Regions from separate parts of the Mus musculus genome. Here region 1 is linked to region 2. A link is a loop called in an ENCODE intact Hi-C map of the cell type or tissue named here. Cell type or tissue: heart. All regions are shown on one strand. Links, peaks and the distances in the headings refer to the core of each region. The heading gives the core; the rest is flanking DNA. Region 1 overlaps Armc9 (armadillo repeat containing 9). Region 2 overlaps Ncl (nucleolin).

What was found. A loop is a pair of places that touch in the nucleus more often than their neighbours do. Peaks named below come from ENCODE experiments on the same cell type or tissue, not always from the same donor. Only the 100,000 strongest peaks of a DNase experiment are listed, where the experiment ranks them.
Region 1: it touches region 2 in a loop (9-fold over the local background); 41 of 42 quality-filtered maps call a loop at or near these places.

Annotation. Positions count from the first base shown.
Region 1 is chr1:86,174,010-86,185,414 of GRCm38, reverse strand. Armc9 (armadillo repeat containing 9) reads right to left here. Exons shown (of 25, transcript NM_030184.2): 9 at 8,503-8,601. Among named protein-coding and RNA genes, the nearest start is that of Armc9, 25 kb to the right of the region's middle. In heart, for the core only: no CTCF peak of the experiment used is centred there; a DNase peak (open chromatin) is centred at 6,374.
Region 2 is chr1:86,333,786-86,345,190 of GRCm38, reverse strand. It overlaps Ncl (nucleolin), which reads left to right. Exons shown (of 14, transcript NM_010880.3): 14 at 1-472. Among named protein-coding and RNA genes, the nearest start is that of Snora75, 12 kb to the left of the region's middle. In heart, for the core only: a CTCF peak has its summit at 5,560 (motif pointing right); a DNase peak (open chromatin) is centred at 5,530.

The DNA.
Region 1 (11,405 bases), core at 3,278-8,277, 160 kb after region 2:
GTGGACGTTTTATTTATGGCTGAGGCTGTTTGAAACTACCTTAAAAGGACAAGGGGAGAAAACTTAAGCAGAGGAAAGAAAGGAGACACGCCTATTGAGTGTCACCAATTCCTGCCAGTGAGGGACACAGAGGAACTCTCTCCTTTGGGAGTTTCTGAAAATATGTCATTCTCATGTCCCAACACTGGGCATCAAGAGACACCCAATCATCCTGAGGCTGTTGCACGAGTTCCTCTAAAGCCCACAGACACTGAGGAAGTGGTCTTGCCAATGACCCTGGTTCTGACAGCTTCCCTCAGCCAAGTTTATAGCCCACCGATCCCAGATTTGAGCTCCGTTTCTTTTTTGTTTGTCCCTCCCTACCCCATCCCACCCCTTAGACAGGGCATCTTTATGTAATCCTGGCTGTCCTGGTCACTCTGTAGACCAGGTTGGCCTCAAACTTGGAGATCTACCTGCCTCTGCCTCCTGAGAGCTTGGATCAAAGACGTGCACCCCCATGGCCCGGCCACATCTCACTTTTTCTTTTTAAAGATTTATTTATTCTTATATCTAAGTACACTGCAGCTCTGTAGCTGTCTTCAGATGCACCAGAAGAGGGCATTAGATCTCATTACAGATGGTTGTGAGCCACCATGTGGTTGCTGGGATTTGAACTCAGGACCTTCGGAAGAGCAGTCGGTGCTCCTAACCACTGAGCCATCTCTCCAGTCCCACATCTCACTTCTAAATGCCTCATGACTGACTATAATAGTTTTTGCAGTGCTGGGATCTGAACCCAGGTCCTTGCAAGTGCTAGGTCAGCAGTCTACTACACAGCTATACTCTTAGCAGTTTTAATCCTTTGGTGTTTTGACTAAATAAATGACTTATTTTTATTAATAACTAACCGAGCCATTTGGAAACAGGTCTGAGATGCCATCTAGAGAAAACTCACCCAACAACTCATCCCACACATTAAAGACAGCAAGAAGCCAGGCATGGTGGCATACGACTTTAATCCCAGCACTCGGGAGACAGAGGCAGGGGGATTTCTGAGTTTGAGGCCAACCTGGTCTACAAAGTGAGTTCCAGGACAGCCAGGGCTATACAGAGAAACCCTGTCTCAAAAAACCAAAAATAAATAAATAAATAAATAAATAAATAAATAAATAAATAAATAAATAAAATAAGGACAGCAGGGCGGGAAAGGCAGTAAGCCAACTGGGGTCAAGTGAGAACAAGGAGCTGTTACAATGTTACTATACACATTAAATGCAAAAAATCAATAGTATCAACTCATTTCTAATTCCCCCAATAAAACTCACTCTTCCCTAAAGAAGTCATCTATCTCAGGCTTCCTCCTTCTGAGGCTGACTACCAAGGTCGAGCTATCAAAGAAGTACTGAAGTCCAGCAATTAGAACCCGCCTTTGGCTCATACCTAATTAAAATTAAACACCTCATCCTAACACAGGGTTTCCCCTTGTACCTTTATAAGCTGTGGGCCATATCTGTCCCCTCACTATCTAAAGGCAGTCCTTTGTCCCCGTCTCAGACAAATATCACTCCCCCTACTCCCTTGTTCCTTTCCCCTTCTCCCTTACCCTCTATCTCCTATCTTTGTCTTATTTCCTGCCCTTTGTCCTCTGGGGCAAATAAACCTTTGTGCTGATAACACTTGGTATTAGGGTGTCCTGAACCCCAACCATAAAATCATTTCATTACAACTTCATATCTGCAACTTTGCTACTGCTGTGAACCATAAATACCTGATGTTGGAGAATGTCTGATGCATGATCCACACATTGAGAACTGCTGCCCTAATAGTTCCTACCTGGGAGTGAGACTGCCTCCAGAGAACATCTGGTGATGTCTGGAGAGACTGTTGGTTGTTGCAACTCATCTATACAAGGACTTATGTGATTTTTCTGGGTTGCTTTTGTTTTGATTTTGCAAAGGAGTCTCATGTAGCCCAGGATGGACCCCAACTTGACATGTAAACAAGTATGACTTCAAACTTATGATCTTCCTGCCTCACCTCCTAGAGTCCTGGGACTGCAGGTATCCACCACCATGCCTGGTTTTACGTGGTTCTGGGGATTGCACCAAGGTTATAAGAATGCTAAGTACTCTACCAACTGAGCCCCAGCCTCATCCAGGGTCACAGCCACACTGGCCTGCTAATCATCTTACCGCTTGCCGACCACCAACCAGTCCGACACAGAGCAAACAGTCAAGGGTCTTCCGACATTAGCTGAATGACTCAAGACTTCACTTTCCACCCATGGGACACAGGTGGTTCCCACCCTGTGAGCCCAGTGAGAACGTCACTGGGGGTGGGGACCCCAGTGAAGGCAGAACAGGTCAGTATCTTGCCCCGATTGTCTGTGCCAAGCTCCTCCCTCTGCTGGGGGCTGCTTGAGTGGAGCTCTGGTTGCAGTGTGACAGCCTCCACTCTGACATCTGGGTCCTCGTGTAGCCCAGGCTGGCTTCAAAGTCACTACTGAACCTAGCATGACCTTGAGTTTCTGGTTCGCCTGAATGCTGGACTGTAGGTACGAGCCATGTCCCCTGGTGTGTGTGATGCCACTGAATAAAGCCAAGGCTTCACTCTAAGGTGTCTACTGCACGCTCTCGAGCCAGTTATGACCACGGCTCCTGCTGCTTGATTTGAGTCACTGATCCACAGCCGTGGGTACTGTAGTGTGTGGAGTGCATGCAGAGCCCAACAGCTGGCCAGTAACAGCCCAGTGGGAGAAAACAGGAGAGCACACAATCTTTCATGGCCAGAAAGCATCACTGAAGTTAACAGTAGAGTCTTTTTTTTTCTTCAGGACACTTTCTTAACACTGAAAGAGCAAGGCCCAGAAAGAACTAGGGTTCAGCTGAGACAGATAAAAGGTGCAGGGCGTTCCTAACCTCCCTGATGGGTGGGACAGATGGAGGGCACAGTAGATTAAGCCAAGAACCGAGGTGTCAACTACTGAATCAGGTCAGTGAAAGCTCTGGATATTCTTAGGCTGACAAAGGTGCTCTGCTGACAAGTCAAGGTGACAATGCCACACCTTTCACACCTTTCCTGCTCTTCAGCCACAGTTAGGCCTGGGGCTGAGGCTTCCCTCAGATGCTGCCTGAGGCCAGCTCGAAGGCCTGGGACAGCTGGTGATCCAGACCTGAAGATCATCAAGGAGTGTTCCTAGGGGTAGCTCAGGAGGGAGAGTGGCCCTCCAGGAATCTCACTAGGCCACATGCTTCCTAAATCAGAGTTTGTTTGTTCTGAGCTAAGTTTAGTCTGCAAACACATTTTTTTTTTTTTTTTTTTGAAAAATGTGAGCACAAAAAAGGGCGGAGGGAACAAGTGCTTGGCCCAGGTGGGAGCAGAAAAAGGCTGGGGGCTCGACACCCTCAGTGGCTGGCACCCAGAGGATAAGAGAGCCGACAAACCCCTCAGGCCAGGCCCATTTTTGCCAGGCCTCCACGGTGCTAAAGGGCACCTATGGAACCCTCCCAAGAAAACTTCCAGAGAGGTTCAAATCACCGTGGGACATTCAAGGTCTCAGCTTGCACCCGAGGGAACAGCCCTGGGTGACTCTGTAACCAGGAGAGGGCACGTACAGAAAGTGAACCCCTTTACCCTGAAATAAGGACAGTTGGGAGCAAAGGTGAAATGGGACCTGCTACCTCTAAGACACCTGAATCCTTCCTAGGATACAAAGACATAAACAACAGACACACCCAGAAAGCTGAGCGACCAGCATGACACTGAGAGGAGACCCTGGCTCACAGCCAGGAGAGAACTAGGGACAGTCTCAGCAACGCACAGCAACTAGCACAGCAGAGAGCCCTCAGCCAGCTCCTGATGACCAGTGCATCTGAATGACAGGGAGGACCAAGCGCTGACTCCCAGGAGTCTCATTCTTCACAACAGGCAACGAGGCAGAGCAGACAGCGGGCACACAAATGTCTCTGCCGGGATCTGTGGAAAGAGTCAGGAAGTCTGTGTCTGGAGCTAGGGAAGGTCATGGTTCTACCAACTGATTGAGGGCTAACGGTGTGAACTGCCACGGATTTGTGGTTGGGAATACAGGACATTCATCTGTGTGCGAGGCAGCACCAAGGGGACAGGATCTCAGCAGGTGACTCTCACCACACTGAGCCTGAAGTGGAATGGCCATGTGGACAACTGCAGGTATCCTGTGAAGACCTAGAGAAGTTACAGGAGTGCGATGGCTACAGTTGCTGAGGCTCTGCCAGAGCCAGGGCCACAAAACAGGGAGAAGAGCCATGCTTGGCTCCATTCCTCAACAACTGAACAGACCACCCTGAAAAAGGGGGACAACCACTATAGCCTTTGTAACACTTGACTAAAACAAAGGAGAGTGCAGATGCGGCTTCCCCTCGAGGTCTATCACAGAGTAACTCTCATTTCCAACACATCCTTACCTGGAGACATGGGGAAAACAGAGGGTTAGTTCCCAGTTGTGCTGTTTGTCCAAGTAAGGATGCACTTAAATGAAAATGTCTCACGGACTCCTAAGTCCTGGAGAGTCACTACGGGGCCTTGAGACTCACTTGAAATACGGCTCGAGTTTCAACTGGAGGATTGGCCAGGGATCTCTGACACAGTCGGTCACCCTCTTACACCGTCCTATCCAGGCAGAGCTTTGGAAGGACTGTCCCTCACCTGGCCTTATGTATACTCATCATTTGGAGTAAAATGGCAGAGAAAGAAAGGATGAGCCGTGCAATTTCACAGCCATAGGCTAGCCAGTCCTCTCCACCCAGAGAGGAATGGCTGGATGTACGATACTGCCCTCAAACTTTACAAAGTGCCGGACATCTTTAATCCCAGTGCTCAGGAGGCAGAACTCTTGTGAGTTCAAGGCTAGTCTGGTCTATACAGTGAGTTCCATGATAGCCATGGCTATGTAGAGAGACTCTGTTTCAAAAAACTGAACACCACCGCTACCTCTACACAGCACAGGAGCTAAAAGCATACTAACAAGAACAGAATGCCCTTAAAAGCATAGTTAGGTTTGACAAGGGGGGTACTTGCATGGAACCCCAGCACGGGGAGGGGCTGAAACAGGGATTATAAGTGTGAGGCTAGCTTGGGATCCTGTCTCAAAACAATAAAAACAACCACAAATGTCCTAATAAGCTAAAGAGTGAGCTGTAAAGCAGCTTAAGTGTACACATTTTTAAAGGTCTGGAGGATGTGTGTTTAACCCAGGCAGATGGGAAGCTATGGGAGGCAGCTGAGTTGAAAGAATTGGTTTGTGTTCTGCCAAATTTACTGTTAAATTGCGATTTCCAAGCCAAATGTTCATATGGCCCTAACCTGTATTGATAAACTGACTCTTCAGCAGGTCGTACAGGGATGAGTTGGCACCAGGTTCCCTCTAACTGCATGGTGGTGACTTGTGTAACCTGAGCACTAGGCATGCATTCTGTATCGATGGGGATCCAGAGAGTGGAGAGATAGCTCAGAGCTTAGGAGCACTTTCTGCTCTGGAAGAAGATCTGAGTTCAATCCCCAGCAATGATGTTTGGTACTGTACTCACACACATATAAACATAATTAAGATAATAATAAATATTTTTAAGACAACAGGGATACAGTCTATAAAATACAATTACATGTTTTTGTCTTTGTACAAGATTGAAGGCCAGGCATGGTGGCACATGCCTTTAATCCCTTGGGGGCACTTGGGAGGCAACGGCAGGGAGATCTCTGAGTTCCAGGCCAGCCTGGTCTACAGAGTGAGACTGTCTATAGTGCCATGCCATTACCACAGTACTCAGGGGCTACTGTTGGCTGCTGTGAAAAGGCCATTATGTGGCGTGGATGTCTTTCTAGAATCTTAGAAAATTGTCTTTTCTCCTGTGCCCAGGGGAGAATCCTGACTTCTCACTAGGCAGCCGATAACACACTCTGATTCCTACCTATCCCAGTTCTGGCCCTTTAAGGCAAAGATGAGGGAAACTAGAATTAGGCCAGCCACATGAGGACAAGGGGACACACGTGATTCACTGTCACAGAACATCCAGGAGAATCCTCTACCTCAAAACACAAGAATATCACCAGTACCAGTCCTGGGAACAACTGCATTCACCTGCCAGCTCTGACAAGGTAGCATTTTGGACACAGTGGCCTGGGCATGAGCAGACAAGGGCAGGCAGGAAAGTCTTTCTCCTCTCCTGGAGTCTGTGAGGCCTCTGCCAGTATGGCACTTCTTTTTTCTAAGTAGAGGGATGACTCACTGAGTTTATGTGACAGGGCACACCTTGCTGTGTTCCACCTGCCCACCCATTCCTGCCAACTACAGAGCCTGCTAGAGAAAGGTTACTTCTGCTCATCTATGCTGCCCCCATGTGGCTGCTCTGTGGTAAGGCCAGCTCTTGGTTGTTTATGCTGCCCCCGTGTGGTGGTTCTCTGGTAAGGGCAGCAGTACAGGCTTAGCAGGCTGTCCAGAAGTGATGACTCCTGATGACATTCTCCACAAATGAAGCCCATGCTCTCCAACGAGAGCTTTGCCAGTGTTGATGGTGATCTCTGCACACCCGCTGAGCAGTTCTTTTGTCTTGTATTCTAATCCAGAAGGGTGTGTGTGAAGCAATCCAGATTGGAAACCAGTGCAGTGAATTTTACAAACAGCAGTGGGCTTCAGGTGGGTGGTCAACGGCCTGGCTTGAAGCACTGACCCAGCAGTTATGAGGCTCGTCAGGGACTCTGTCCAGAGTGGACCTCCCCCACCCAGCCTCTGACCAAGCTCAGGCAGGTCTGAGCTCCAGGGTGCAGGTGGGCTCCTGAAATTTGAGGGTGTCCTTAGAGACACTGGTAGTCTTCCAGGGTTACGAATCCCTGAGTCCACACTGTGCACTCTTAGATGTGCTGTCCTAGGAAAAGCATGTCACTCCCCAGAAAACACTCAGCCCGGGATGCAAACCTGAGCCCAACCCCAAGGCAACACCAAACAGGTAAGGGGAGTAGCCTGCTTTTCTAAAGGAGGACTACAGTTTCCCCAAGTGTCAATACAATGAGAGCCAAAGAAAAGACCAGGGGAACGGTCCAGAGCAAAGGAGCTACAGAGTCCAGACAACGCACACAATGCAGACCTATGTTAGTGGCTATGACGAGCAGGAGAGGTTCCGCTGACAAGTGGAAGTGGACAAATTCGATAAGATGACATACTGGAGCTGATAATTCTGTGATTAGTAAGAGAATAATAATCTTCACCTTGTCCCTCTCTTTGGTTTGGAGATATGGTCTCCCTTTTCAGCCCAGTCTTCTGTTCCCTGTGGAGTCCAAGCTAAGCTTTAACTTCCTGCTCCTTCCTGCTTCAGCCTCTTTAATGCTGGGATCACAGGAGAGAGGCTGACCAAGGCAAACAGTTAAGGGTACTTGCTGCTTTTCCAGAGGACCCAAGTTCTGTTTCCAGAACTCAAGAACTCTGGAGATCCACAACCTCTGGCCTGTATGCATTCATATGCACACAACCACATGCAGACATGCTACAAAGAACTAAAAATAATAAAATAAACCTCTAAAAGAAAAGGAAAAGAACTCCACTTTGGAGTCAGGTATGGTATCCCATGTCTGTAATCCCAGCACTTGGCCGGTAGAAGCATCAGAGTTTAAGGAAGTTCAATGCCAGTCTGATCTACATGAGATCTTGTCCCAACAAAGCAAGAAAGCAGCAATAAATATACACCAGCCTGGCAAGTATGTACAAATGTTTTATAAACCCTATTGTGTTTGTGTATGGAGACACATGGGGGTGGGGAGACACACACACATAGAATCACACAATAAATACATGCTGGTTAAGAAGACGCCAATGTTCCTTGCTATGCTTGTGATTTTTTTCTTTAAATCTTTAATTTGCATAAAAAGTTAAAAAGTAAAGTCTTATCTTAAGCCCAATCTCTCACCCCCAACTCTCTTGTATGTGTGTAAGCATGTGTAAGTACAGTCATGTATGTGGCATGTACATGCAGAGGCTGGAGAACAAAGCTGGTTGTTAACCCTCAGGCACTGTCTACTTTTTGTGGAGAGAAGGCCTCTCTCTCCCTGTCCTGCAGCTCACAGTAAGCTAGCCTGTCTGGGTGGCAAGCCTCTGGGACCTGCCTTTGTGTCTTCCCAGCACTGGGGTGTCACACATTCCAGGCCTTAGGGAGCAAACTCAGGTCCTGGTGCCTGCACACCAAGCGCTGTACTGAGCGCTCGCCCTAGCCCACGAGAGTTCTTTTAAAGACAGCAAGGTTTCGATTTGTTCCTCCTGACTCTCAGGCCTCAGTGCGCAGGAGCAGCTGCCATGGTAGATTGAAAGAGCACCTCTCCTTTCTCACCCAAAGGGCTAACCTCAGCTGCAACCTCCTCAAAAATAGCTTTGTTTTCCTTCTGGGAGCTTCTAGCTCCTGAATGTCACTTTCTCACAGGCTTTCATTCTCTCTAATAACTTCACTTGTAAGTCTTGGGGGACAAACCCAGGATACCCCGTCTCTCATGGCACCTCACCGTCCCAGGCCTCGTGAAGTCCACGCTGTGTGCCAGGCTCTGCCGCATCTGGTTACTGAAGAGGCGGACACAGACACTCTGCAGGTACTCGGGGGTGATCTGCAAGGATGAGGGAATCAGGTGAAAGCCATGCAGTTTGCCCATAGGACCTCCGGTATCTACAGCCAGGTGAAAGCCATCAGACTGCCCACAGGACCTCCGGTATCTACAGCCAGGTGAAAGCCATCAGACTGCCCACAGGACCTCCGGTATCTACGGCTCCTGTAGCAGGACCGCAGCTACCTCAGCATCTCCTGGAGACCGACTGATGGGATGGATGGCCATGCCAAAGAGCGCATCGTCCCCTTTGTCCTAGTTTCTGCTACTGTGACAAAAAATACCTTATAAAACGCAATGTAGGTTGAAAGGGTTACTTTAGCTCACTACAGCCCGTCACTGAGGGGAAGTCAAGGTCAACAGAAACTTGAAGCAGCAAGTCACATCCAGTCAAGGGCAGAGGGAATGCAAATGCTTACTACTTAGCTCAATTTCTGCACTTTACATAGTTCAAAATCCAGATCCAGGGAATGGTGCTGCCCACAGTGGGCTGGGTCTCCTCAATCAACTACCTTAAATCAAAACACTCTTCTTTCAGACATGCCTGTTGGCCAGCCTGATGCAGACTCCCTCACGGAGTCACTCTTCCCAGAGGGTTGTAAAGTAGGGCAAGTTAATAATTAAAAGTAACCACCGAACCCTCAGAGCTCTGGGGTAGAGTTCACACACTGACCTAGGAGAATAAAAGTAACTGACTTGTTTGAGAGATGTGGCCCAGCAGTTAAGAGCTCTGACTGCTCTTCCACAGGACAGAATTAAATTCCCAGCACCCACATGGACAGCTCAGAAATGTCTGTAATCCAGTTACAGGCGAGCCAACCCTCTCGTTAAATACAAGCAGGCAAACAACCGATGCATAGCCCATAAAAAAATTAATAAATCATGCTTAAAAAGTGATTACAGGTTTGATCACCGGCTACCCATCTGTGCCTTTCACTCAGTGCAGTTCAGTTGCCATGGAAGCTAAATGGTTTCTCGAGCTTCTCTGTAGATTCAGGGCATAGAGTAAGTGGGCAGCCTTATGTCGTGGCAAGAGTGACAAACTCTCAAATCTGAAGATCAGGGATCCAGCTTTGGATTCCTGACAACATGAGGAGCTCAGTAGCCCTACCCCTGCATTTCCATTCCTGAGCCGTCCATGAGATGAAAGATGCCCAGCTGCCTAGCCCACACTAAGGAGGGATAAGGCCTCAAACGGGCCCAATACTGAGGAATCGCTGGCGGAGTGGATGACAGACATGATCAATAAGCTGTCAAGTGCATGACATGATGCTGACTTCCTGCCATGAAGGCTCAGACTGGCTTTGAACTCGAAATCCTTCTGCTTCTGCCTCCCAAGGCCTGAAATTAAACCCTACCCACCTACATACAAAGTTCAACCATGGATGGTGTTGCTGAGTGTTACAGAAAACAGGTATTCTGATAATTTTTAGGAGAGTAATTTGACAACATATGTCAAAACAGTGACTTAGCAATCCATGTTCAGGATCTTTTCTGCACTCCGAGCAATACAGATTATGTAAGAGTCCTCACGGCAGCACTGTCACAGCAGGCAAAGGTCTCCATCTCCATCACTGGAGATCTGCGAATGGGTCATCGTCACGGCGGGACCCTGAGCAAGCATTTGCAGCATGAGATAGGTGGGATTCACGGATGCCTTTTCTTTACAAGTGTGCTAAAGGAAGCCAGGTATGGTTGTGGGCAAAGACATCAACACTGTGATACACAGGAACAAAACAGCAAGTTTCAGAGGAAGGATGGGTCATAAGGTCACAACCAAACATAAGAACACTGGGTGCATGAGTCTACACTGCATGTATGCACACAAATATACCTCAATCACACACGAGAACATGTTAGCATCAATATCAAAAAAGGGGATGAAGGGCTGGAGAGATGGCTCAGCACTTAAGAGTGCTGACTGCTCTTCCAGAGGTCCTGAGTTCAAATCCCAGCAACCACATGGTGGCCCACAACCATCTGTAATGAGATCTGATGCCCTCTGCTGGTGAGTCTGAAGACAGCGATAGTGTACTCACAGACATGAAATAAATCTTTAAGGAGGGGTGAGACCATGGTGAAGTCACTATGTCTTCCTCTGCCTTCTTTCGACTTTTTGTCATAAGCTCACATTTCTAGGCGAGCTGTGGGCTGCAGAAATGGCTCGGTGGTTAAGAGCACTTGCTTCTCTGTCCCAGAGGATCTGAGTTCAGATCCCAGCATCCACATCAGAGAGCTCACAAGTGCCTGGACTCCAACTCCATGGGATCTGTGGCCCCTGTTCCTCCTCCTTGGGCACCAGGCATGAAATGGTGAATAAACACACATGTGCAAAACACATATACACGTACAATCGAAATGAAAATAAAAAAGAATGCACCTTTCATGTTTTGGCCATTTTTTTTAGATTTATGTATTTTTATGTGTTTCTGTGATGGGACTAAAGGTATGTACCGGCCAAGTGTGGTGGCGCACGCTTGGGAGGCAGAGGCAGGCGGATTTCTGAGTTCGAGGCCAGCCTAGTCTACAGAGTGAGTTCCAGGACAGCCAAGGCTACACAGAGAAACCCTGTCTCGAAAAAACAAAATCAAACACAAACAAACAAACAAACAAACAAAAGGTATGTACCACTACTATGAAGGGCCCATATAGTAAAAAAAAAAAAAAATTTATTTATTTAATATATGTGAGCATACTGTCTCTGTCTTCAGACACACCAGAAGAGGGCATTGGAGCCCATTACAGATGGTTGTGGGCCACCATGTGGTTGCTGGGAATTGAACTCAGGACCTCTGGAAAAGCAGTCA
Region 2 (11,405 bases), core at 3,400-8,399:
CCTGTTTCTGCCTCCCAAGTGCTGGGATTAAAGGTGTGCGCCGCCACCGCCTGGTAAAGCAATTTTGATAATCTTTTGTCTCTATTCTATCATAACACTCCCAGTGTCTAATCATTTGGAAGGGTGCCATCTCTAGTTTCTTTTCCCATATCAAAGAAAGTGCAAATTTTTTAGGGGCATCATAATGGTAACTTGGACATTAATTAGGAAGAAACTGCATTTGTTGGTTAAAAATATCTGTAAAGGGGGCCAGTGAGTTCAATTAGTAAAGGTGCCTGCCACCAAACCTGACAGCCTGTGTTTGATCTCTAGAAGATGTAAAAGCTGAAGGAGAGAAACAATAGGTTTGTCTGGCCTCTCTGTAGCAAGCATGTACCTGAACATGCATATCACTCATACAGTAATTAAACATCGGAATGATTCACATCCACAAGGTAAACTATGGGAAGGATAAACCTCTAGTAAACATGTCTAGATCTGGGTGTTTGGTTTTCCCTTCAGGAAAAATGGCTGTTGCTGACAGTTTGAAAAAAAAATAATTCAGGGACCCAAAAAGGAACATTTAAGCAGTTTCCCCTTTCAAGGTTTATAAATACAACGGCTGAGAGACAATGTGTGAGTAAATTGGTGGCTTTCATCAACGGTGACAAAACTCTTTAGAGATAAACAGGAAGTGCTGCACACACAGCCTTGGGTGATGACACGAGAGCTTCCTTTGAAGCAAGATGGCAAAATTGCATCTTGGTTGGTAGAGACAATGAAGTTTCTCTTTCCAAGGAAAATTGACAAAACACTTTCAAGACACCCTTGGCTTTTGTAGATTGGGAAGATAACTACAAAGGCAGAATTTTGAGAGTGGAAAATCTTCAGGCAACAAAAAACAAGGCAGACTGTTGACAGAATGGCTCAGTTGGTAGAATGCCTTCCTAATAGCCACAAGGATTCCATTACCAACAAAAGCAAAACAAAATCAATACAGCTATGTGTGGTGGTGACCATTTGTAAACACAGCACTCAGAATGGAGGCAGGAAGATCAGAAGTACTATGAAGAGGTATGGACAGTCATTCAGCAGTGTTCCACAGCAAGTTCATGCTAACCACTCCTATAGCTGAGAACTACTACTAGTTTTCTGCTCTAACCAAAAACTCCATAGATTTTGTGCCTGTGCTGTTCTCTTTCATGTCCTTCAGTTTGGGAGGATTTAATTTGCCTTACCTGTCATCCAACACCCCGACCCCCCACCCCCGTTTTATGTTTGTAGCAGCATCATGGTGTAGGCAAGGGCTGGCTTGAATTCTCACTCTACCTGCCTCTACCTCCTAGGTACTGGAATTAAAGGAGTACTCCACTTGTATCTGACCTGGACTTAATTCGGCCAGGCAGTGATGGTGCATGCCTGTAATCCTAGCACTTTGGAGGCAGAGGCAAGTGGATCTCTTGAGTTCAAAGCCAACCTGGTCTACAGAATGAATTCCAGGACATCTTCATGGTTTGAACTCCTGTACTGTACTGTGATAGGAAAGCATGTATAATTTCTTTCAAGGACTTTAATGGCCTTTTGAGATGTTAGTCTACCTAGACAACAGTTTTCTGCAATGAATCTAGTTTCTGCTGTGGGGAGGAGTAAAGGAGATTAATCCTAAATGACCCTATAAACCTAAATCAGTTGGTTGAAAGGCCTCAACCAACTGAAGACATTCTGAATAACTTCTGTGCTTAGTAAAGTGCTGGCCATGCATGCATCTACATACATACGTCATATCCCCAGTGCACAAATAAAAAAAGCTACATGTAGTGATAGCTCATGCCAAAATCCTGGGCTTTTCTGGCTGGGCTAGCCTTGCTGACTTAGTGAACTCCAGGTTCAGTGAGAGACCTTGTCTCAAAAATAAGGTAGAGCATGATTGAGGAAGGCACTCTATGCAATCTATGTCCTTCATAAGCACATGTACCCCCATACACACATGTGCATACACACAGAAGAAAGTCTGGCTCTAATGCTGGATTTGGTTGGGCAGGCAGTCCTATAATCTCAACTACTTAGCAGGCTGAGACAGGAGAATCATGAATTAAAGGCCTATCTGAGATACAGAGTGGGCTGAAAGCCAGTCTGAACAACTTAGTGAAGCTCAAGAAAAAAAATTTAAAGGTTAGGGACATAGCTTACCAACGAAGTCCTAGGGTCAATTCCCAGTACCTGTTTTTAGGGGAAGTCTCATGCCAGAACTGGGTAAAAACCAGGATGCAAAACCCCCATGGGTTATTGGGGTTCCAGGACTCTTCAATGATTTGAACAGCTAATATGTTGAAAACATCTCCAGTTCCTTGTCACTTTTACTGACTTTTTCAGCCAGGGGAGGGGGCAGTGAGAACAGTAATATATTTCTGCACATGAACTTCAGCTGCTGCAGAATGCCATACCCCATGTAGAATTTAGGTTTCTCAGCCTCCACAATCACACAAGCCAATAACTTGCAAAAAACCATGATATAATATATACAGTCTAAGGGCGGTGGGTATATTTTAGTGGAGGAGTACTTGCCTAGCATGCTCAAGGCCCTACCACAAACACAAGATTCAGTGAGACAGAAAAGGGCTAGGGTTCTCTTGTTAAAGCCTTCAAGGAAAGAGCATGAGCATGCCCCACCACTCTTCTTTAGCAAGGCTCCTCCTCTTAAAGGTTCCACCACGGTCCCTTACAGTACCAGGAACTGGGGAACCAAGCCTTTCCCATGTGAGCTTGTGGAACATTCTAGATGCAAAGCCCAAACATAACTCAGTCCTCATTATCCATAGACTTCATATTTGCAAATTTTTCTATTTATTAAAATTTGTGACTCCTCTTGTGAGACTAGGCCGGAGCCTAGCAAACACATAAGTGGATGCTCACAGTCAGCTATTGGATGGATCACAGGGCCCCCAATGGAGGAGCTAGAGAAAGTATCCAAGGAGCTAAAGAGATCTGCAACCCTGTAGGTTCAACAGCATTATGAACTAACCAGTATCCCGGAGCTCTTGACTCTAGCTGCATATGTATCAAAAGATGGCCTAGTCGGCCATCACTGGAAAGAGAGGCCCATTGGACACGCAAACTTTATATGCCCCAGTACAGGGGAACGCCAGGGTCAAAAAGTGGTAATGGGTGGGTAGGGGAGTTGGGGGGAGGGTATGGGGGACTTTTGGGATAGCATTGGAAATGTAATTGAGGAAAATACATAATAAAAAAATATTTTAAAAATAAAAGAAAGAAACTTGTGTCTCTCAGCCTCCAGATTAGGATCACAGGTGAACCTTCCAATTCTGGATTGTAGTTCATCCCAGATATAGTCAACAGAGAGAAAGCAACCTCAGTTGAGAAAAAGACTCCATAAGGTCCAGCATTTTCTCAATTAGTGATCAGTGGGGAGGGCTGAGAACATTGTGGGTGGTGCCATACCTGGGTAGGTGATCCTGGGTTCTATAAGAAAGCAGGCTGAACAAGTCATTGGGAGCAAGCCAGTGAGCAGCACCTATCCTTGGCTTTTGCATTGACTTCTGCCTCCAGAATTTTGCTTTGTTTGAGTTCCTGTCCTAACTTCTTTCACTACTTAACATCAATGTAGATGTTTAAGCCAAATAAACCTTTTCCTCCCACCCCCCCCCCCAAAAAAATTTGTGACTTGCCGAGCATGGTGTCGCATGCCTTTAATCCCAGCACTTGGGAGGCAGAGGCAGGCGGATTTCTGAGTTCGAGGCCAGCCTGGTCTACAAAGTGAGTTCCAGGACAGCCAGGACTACACAGAGAAACCCTGTCTCAAAAAAAAAAAAAAGTGTGACTCAAGGGATGGAGAGATAGCTCAGCAGTTAAAAGCACTGACTGCTCTTAACCTGAGTTCAATTACCAGCACCAACCACATGGTGGTTCAAGACCAAGTGTAATGGGATCCATTGCCCTCTTCTGTCTGAAGACAGCTAAATAAACTAAAGATTTAATAAATCTTTAAAAAAAATTTTTGTGGGACTGGTGAGATGGCTCAGTGGTTAAGAGCACTGACTGATCTTCTGGAGGTCCTGAGTTCAAATCTTATTAACCACTTGGTGGCTCACAACCACCCATAATGAGATCTGAAGACAGCTACAGTGTACTTACATATAATAAATAAATAAAACCTTTTCTTAAAAAAAATTTTTTTTTGTGACTTGAGGGGCTGGAGAGATGGCACAGTAGTTAAGAGCACTTGCTGTTAGGACCTAGGTTCAATTTCCAGGATGTATATGTTGGCTCACAGCTGCCTGTTAACTCCGGTTCCAGGAGCTCTGACATCCTCCTCTGGCCTCCATGGGTACCTGCACACATACAGTGTGTGTGTGTATGTATGTATATGTGTATATGTATATGCCACTTACAGGCATATATATGCCATTTAAAGGCATACAGACTGGCAAAATCTTTGGTTTATCAACAGTGATCTCTTACTATTTCCCTTTTTCATACTATAAATAGTTATGTTTTTAAAAATTCTAGTCCCCATTTTTTTTTCAGGTTGTACTTTTTTTGTTTTGTTTTTGTTTTTATTTTTATTTTTGTTTTTGTTTTTCAAGACAGGGTTTCTCTGTATAGCCCTGGCTGTCCTGGAACTCACTTTGTAGACCAGGCTGGCCGCCTCAAACTCAGAAATCTGCCTGCCTCTGCCTCCCAAGTGCTGGTATTAAAGACGTGCAGCACCATGCCCGGCTGTACTTTTTTTTAAAAGACATATTTACTTATTTTATGTATATAAGTACACTGTAGCTGTCTTCACACCAGAAGAGGGCATTGGATCTCATTACAGATGGTTGTGAGCCACCATGTGGTTGCTGGGAATTGAACTCAGGGCCTCTGGAAGAGCAGCCAGTGCTCTTAGCCGCTGAGCCATCTCTTCAGCTCACAGGTTGTACTTTTTATTGATAATCTCCCTGTTGAATGTGGTCCCTACATGCAGTTCTAAAGAGCTGAGTTGGGTTACTAATGCAAAAAAGTTGTGATATGACTTCCAGGGAAAATTCAGCATGGTGTTTCTGGCCATAAGTTCAATGCTAAGGAACCAATAAAGTATACTCAGTAAGTTTATTTTTACCCCTCCCACCCTAGCAAGGTGTCTTTAAACACAGACAGACATAAATTGAGTATGATTGTGCATACCTGTTAAATTTAGTCACTTGGAAGGGGGAGGCAGAAGCATGGCCTGGGCTCTACAATGAGACTCATAAGCCAGGGTCCTACAGAAGCACTCTTACACACAACTCAAATGAATTTGTCTACTATCTAGGCCTCCCATCAATCCAGTCAAGACACTCAGAATCAACCATCATACCTGGTTACCTCAGGGACAACTTCTCAATTTGGCCTGGAGACAGGAACGTTGGGGCTACTGGGACCCCACACTTCACCCACAGGAAGGACCTTGTCTCTCTAGGTATTTGAATAGGAAGAGAATTGATTCAAGGGTTTATAGATTTGCAGAAAAAAGTCAGGGAGGTTCTAGGCGAAAAAGACCAATGGGGAGATCTTACTGATGAGGTTATAAAGCAGATGACCACTAGGGGGCGACCTGGAACTACAGAAACCTGCTAAGCTCTCAACTGCTCATTGAACACCAGGGACAGATAGCAGCAGTAGTTTTCTCTGTTCATCCCAGTGTATGGCTAGTTGGTTTCCACTCTCCCTCCCAATCTTGTAATAGCACTTACATTTATGGTCAGAATTCAGACTAGAGTATAAGCAGGTAGGGGTATCTATTTATTTTGTAGAAGACAGAGACCAAGGTCTTGAACAGATGTGTGCCACCAAGCCCCGTTCACAGGGCTTATGCATAACTTCAGGCTTGCTAGACAAAGTCCCTCAACTGAGGTTCAGCCTCAGCACTCCTGTGTAATTTTGCATGGTGGGCATGATGAAATTAAGTAAAGAGCAAATGACCAGGGCTGGAAACACTTCATGCACATGCCCAGCATGCCCTGGATTACACACACACACACACACACACACACACTCACACACAGAGGCACACACACACACACACACACACACACACACACACACACTCACACACAAAGGCAAACGATCCTGAAGAAAAAGAAATTGTATTCCCAAAGAAGGAAATAGAGTCTTCCAAAGAGGCAGAGTGGAGCCAGACAGCAGGTCCTCACAGTGTAAGGTTAATGGGTTTAACAGAGAGTTCTTGGCTTGAGCACAGAGACTTAACAGTGTATTCATTCATTCATTCATTCATTCATTCATTCATTCTCACAGTTAGTCTTAACAGCCCTGGAGACCAAAGGGGTAGCTCATAGAATCTAAGAAAGCCTGTGAAGCCAGGCGTGGTGGCACACACCTTTAATCCCAGCACTCAGGAGGCAGAGGCAGGCGGATTTCCAAGTTTGAGGCCAGCCTGGTCTACAAAGTGAGTTCCAGGACAGCCAGGGCTATACAGAGAAACCCTGTCTCCAAAAACCAAAAACCAAAAACCAAAAACCAAAAAAAAAAAAAAAAAAAGCCTGTGAAAGTTTTGAGAGCAGAACCCCACCCAAAGGACAAAACAATTCCTGTCAACCTGGAAGATGGTGTTTGCTTTGAAGTCAGGGGAGCAGAGGAAAAAAAGTGAATTCTGGTTTGGGAAGATGGCATCATGGCTCATGGGTAAAAGTGCCAGCTTCGAGATCTTGCCAACCCAAGTTCAATCCCCAGAACCCATGTGGGGTAGAAAAAGCTGGATCCGGTGACACATATTGCAGGTGACACATATTGCAGGTGACACATATCCCAGAACCTCCTGAGAGACGAGGGGTGAAGCTGTGAGCACGGCCCAGAAGCCGGGGCCAGTCAGCCTGGAGCACACAGCGCAGAGGCAGAGACTGGGCCTTAGGTGGTGGAAGCTGCAGGGTGGTGGTGGTGCCTGCCTTCAATCCCAGCCCAGTTCCAGCACTTGGGAGGCAGAGGCAGGCAGATCTTTGAGTTAAAGGCCAGCCTGGTCTACAGAGTGAGTTCAGGACAGCCAGGGCTACACACAGAGAAACTTTGTCTCCAAGAACCAAAAACAAACAAAAAAAGTAGAAGTGCTCAAAAGATGCTCCTTACTCTCCACAATGCACTCTATATGGCACACACACACTCACATGCACACACACATAATTACTACTACTACTACTACTACTACTACTACTACTACTACTACTACTACTACTACTATTGTGGATGATGATGATGATAAACTGGGCATGGTGGTTGCTCCATTAATTCCAGCACTCAGGAGGCAGAAACAAGTAGATCTCTTTGAAATTGAGGCCAGTCTGGTCTACATAGCAAATTCAAAGCCAGACAAAGTTACATGGTAAGACCCTGTCTCGAAAAGAAAGAAAGAGGGGCTGGAGAGATGGCTCAGCTGTTAAGAGCACTATCTACTTTCCCAGAGGATCCAGGTTTAATTTTTTGTTTGTTTGTTTGGTTGGTTTGGTTTTTCGAGACAGGGTTTCTCTGTATAGCCCTGGCTGTCCTGGAACTCACTTTGTAGACCAGGATGGCCTTCTAACTCAGAAATCTGCCTGCCTCTGTCTCCCAAGTGCTGGGATTAAAGGCGTGTGCCAGCATCGCCCGGCCCAGGTTCAATTTCTATCACCCACATGGCAATGGCTCACAATTGTCTATGACTCCAAGATCTGACACCCTCACACAGACATATATGCAGGCAAAATACCAATGCACGTAAAATAAAAATAAAGGAAGAAAGGAAGGAAAACCAGGGATTGGAGAGATGGCTATTTTTCCAGAGAATCCAGGTTTTATTCCCAACACTCATATGGTTCACAACCATCTGTAACTACAGTCTCGGGGGTCCCCACATCCTCTGCTGGCACACCTTTAATCCCAGCACTTGGAAGGCAAAGGTCGGTAGATCGTTGTGGGTTCAAGGCCAGTCAGGGCTACATAGTTGAGACCCTGTTTATGAATTAAATAACTAATTAAATCATTTAAAAAAGGATTAATCATCTCAGACAGACACTGCTTTATCTAGAAAACGTTAGCATGCTGGATGACTTGGCTTCACCCAGATTTCCTCATAAGCTGGCTGATTTTTCTCCGGCTATTGAATTACTTTATTAGTGATTCTGCTTCCACGTCTTCTTTGGTACATCTTTGAACATTTTCTGCCCTGGGGGATTTCATTCTTTTCATCTTTTTCATATCCAAGGGCCTGGTTTTCTCTGTGCCAAGTTGTTCATCTTGGCCACTGATCAAAGGCCACAGGAGCGTGAAGCTTCTTCCAGGATCAGCTGAAAGGACAGGGCACCTTAACTTAAATATCGGAGTCTGAGGAGTCCTCTTTTCCCTGCCCTGGGTCTCTTCCACTTCCAATTGTTCCACACCCTCCATCTCCCTGTGTTGTGTTTTATAAAAAGAAAAAAGAAGCCAGAGATATGTTTGGTGGAGGCGCAGTATGGTGTTGGGGGAAGGGGGTACCTCTGCATGCCCATGCTGAGAAAGGGAGAGGGAGAGAGGGGAGTAGAGGCTGGCCACCAACAAGCACACGGAGAGACAGGTGGGAGGAGAATGAGGAGAGAGGGGGCAGAGGGGGGAGGGCAAGAGGAGCAAGAGCAAGAGCAAGAGAGAGAGGAGGGGCAAGCAGCATGTGTGTGTGTGTGTGTGTGTGTGTGTGTGTGTGTGTGTGTGTGTGTGTAGTGAGTCAGGCATACCTGGCTGTTTCCAGGTAACTCTGGGGCAGAGTCTAGAAAAAATGCCAACGCCCTGACTTCACATCACCTCTTTGGTGTGGTAGGCTCCAGAAGCCCACATATTTTTGTTTGGTGCCTTGTGTTTTGTGATTATCACTGTTGCTTTATGCAGAGTACACAGATGCATAACCATCTACATGTGGGTCCTATTATTTTGAGATTCCAGTACTGTTATTATGATTGATTCTTTATCTGGAGTTTACTTTGTTATATGCTCATTTTCCTATTTTCCAGATAAGCACCCATTCTTTAGAATCACTCCTAACATGAGCGTTTCCAGGAATCGACAGTTCTCTCTTTGTTGTGCATGACGGTCCTGTTGCTCTCAGGACTGATGTCTGAGCTATTGAGCATCACGAATCTGATCCGTGCATTGCTCTAGCAGACCATGTAAATGTAACTGACTTATGCTGGCTTCCACTTGCGGTGGACTGTCAGTCTCATAAAGCTTAGTTCAGCTTTTCCTTTCGATGTGATTAAACGCTGTGACTAAGGCAACTTATGGAAGAAAGAGTTTATTTAGCACATAGTTCTAGGGGCATAAGAGCCCATCACGGCAGAGATGTGTACAACTAAGCAGCAGATGCAGCAGCAGGAGCAGGAAGCAGAGAGATGAGAGAGACGGGGAGTGGGGAGGAGACAGAGACAGAGACAGGCAGAGACGGGGCAGAGACACAGAGAAAGTGTGTGTGTGTTAGAGGAGGGGTGGAAGAGTAAGGCTATAAAGCCTCAAAGCCCACCCCCAGGGAGGCACTTCCTCCAGCAAGTCCACACCTCCCAAGCTTCCCACACAGTACCACCAACTGGGGATCAAGTGCTTAAAGGTCTGCATCTGTAAGGGATATTTTACAGTCATATCACATTTAGCCGGCAGCTTCTTTCCTTTGCAAACCTTCTTATCTGGCTTTGATTACTTATTCTTTTAGATGTGGAGTGTGTGTGTGTGTGTGTATGTGTGTGTGTGTGTGTGTGTGTGTTTTTCAAGGGCTTCAGGGAGTTGCCTCAGCAGTATTTTCAGGGGACCCAGGTTTGGTTCCCAGCTTCCGCATGGGGCTCACAATCCACCTGTAACTCCGAGTCCAGGGAGATTGACGTCCTCTTCTGGAATCCTCTGGCACCAAGCACACACATGGTGCACAGATATACATGCAGACAAAACACCCATACCCATAAAATAATAATAAAAAATAAATTCAAAGAGCTTTATAAAATTATTCCTTAAAACTTTAAAAAGAATTTGGAGGACTGAGAATGTGGCTACACCTTTAATCCCAGCACTTGGGAGGCAGAGGCAGGGGGATCTCTGTGAGTTTAAGGAGGCCAGCCAGGTCTACATAGAGAGTTCCAGGACAGCTAGAACTATATATATATAGATTCTCTATATGGCTACATCTATGCTAAAAGCAAAATACTACTTTCACTTTTATTTGTGTGCATGCCTGAGTGTATACAATGAGTGTCTGTGGAGCCTAGAAGAAAGCATTAGATCACCTGGAGCAGGAGATACAGTGGCTGTGAGCTGCCCAGTGTGGACTCTGGGAGCAAACCCAGGTCCTCCGCAAGAGCAGTCAGCGTGCCATCTCTCCAGCTTTGTAGTTGTTTTTTAAATACTAGCAATGAGCAACCAGAAGCTTGAAAAATGTAAAAACCATCAAGAAAGAAAAAAAGATACACAAACACATCGCTTAAAATCGCTTCCCAAAGGTTGGCCAAATGCACTCGGCTCATAGAAAGACCTCTGGGTTTCCCCTCTCATCATTGAAACGGCAAGATATAAACAAATGTGGCAGAAGATGTACCAGCCCTGTGCACTGAGGAGACGGAGAGTTCCATAAAGACATAGTAAAGTGGTACACACATACACACGTGTATTTTTATACATTGCTTGTAGATGGATTGGGGAATTTAGCATTATTAAAATGTTAATTCTCAGGCCAGTGAGATGAGTCAGTAGATAAAGTGCTTGTTGCTAAACCTGACAACCTAGATTTGATCCCTGGCATCCACATGGTAGAAGACAACTGATTCCTGTAAGTTGTCCTCTGACCTCCATTTGCACCTGTGGCATGAATGTGCATGGGTGTGTCCTTGAACACACCTCCTCATGATAAATAAATATTAAAAGAAAAAAACCGTTCTTACCCTCTTGTCCTTTTGCTCCCCATTCTCTTCCCCCCTCTCTCCATAGCTGGCCACTACTTCTCTAGTTTCTCCTCTCTGCCTTTCTCAGCCTCTGCTACACTCTTTTTTTTTTTAAGATTTATTTATTAAAATATCTAAGTACACCGTAACTGTCTTCAGACATACCAGAAGAGGGCATCATATCTCATTCAGATGATTGTGAACCACCATGTGGTTGCTGGAATTTGAACTCAGGACCTTCAGAAGTGCAGTCGGAGCTCTTAACTGCTGAGCCATCTCTCCAGCTCCCTCTGCTACACTCTTAACTCCCTTCCCCATGCCCTAAATAAACTATTCTATACTAAAAAATAAAGAAAGAAAAGAAAAAAAAAACAATTTGTTACTTTAAAAAAAAAGTTTTTTTTTCCCTAAGGCAGCTCATGGAAACTAAGATATCTTTTTAAGAATTATCTATTGCCCTGAGATGGAGCATACTTTTAATCCCAACACTCAGGAGGCAGAGCAGGCAGATCT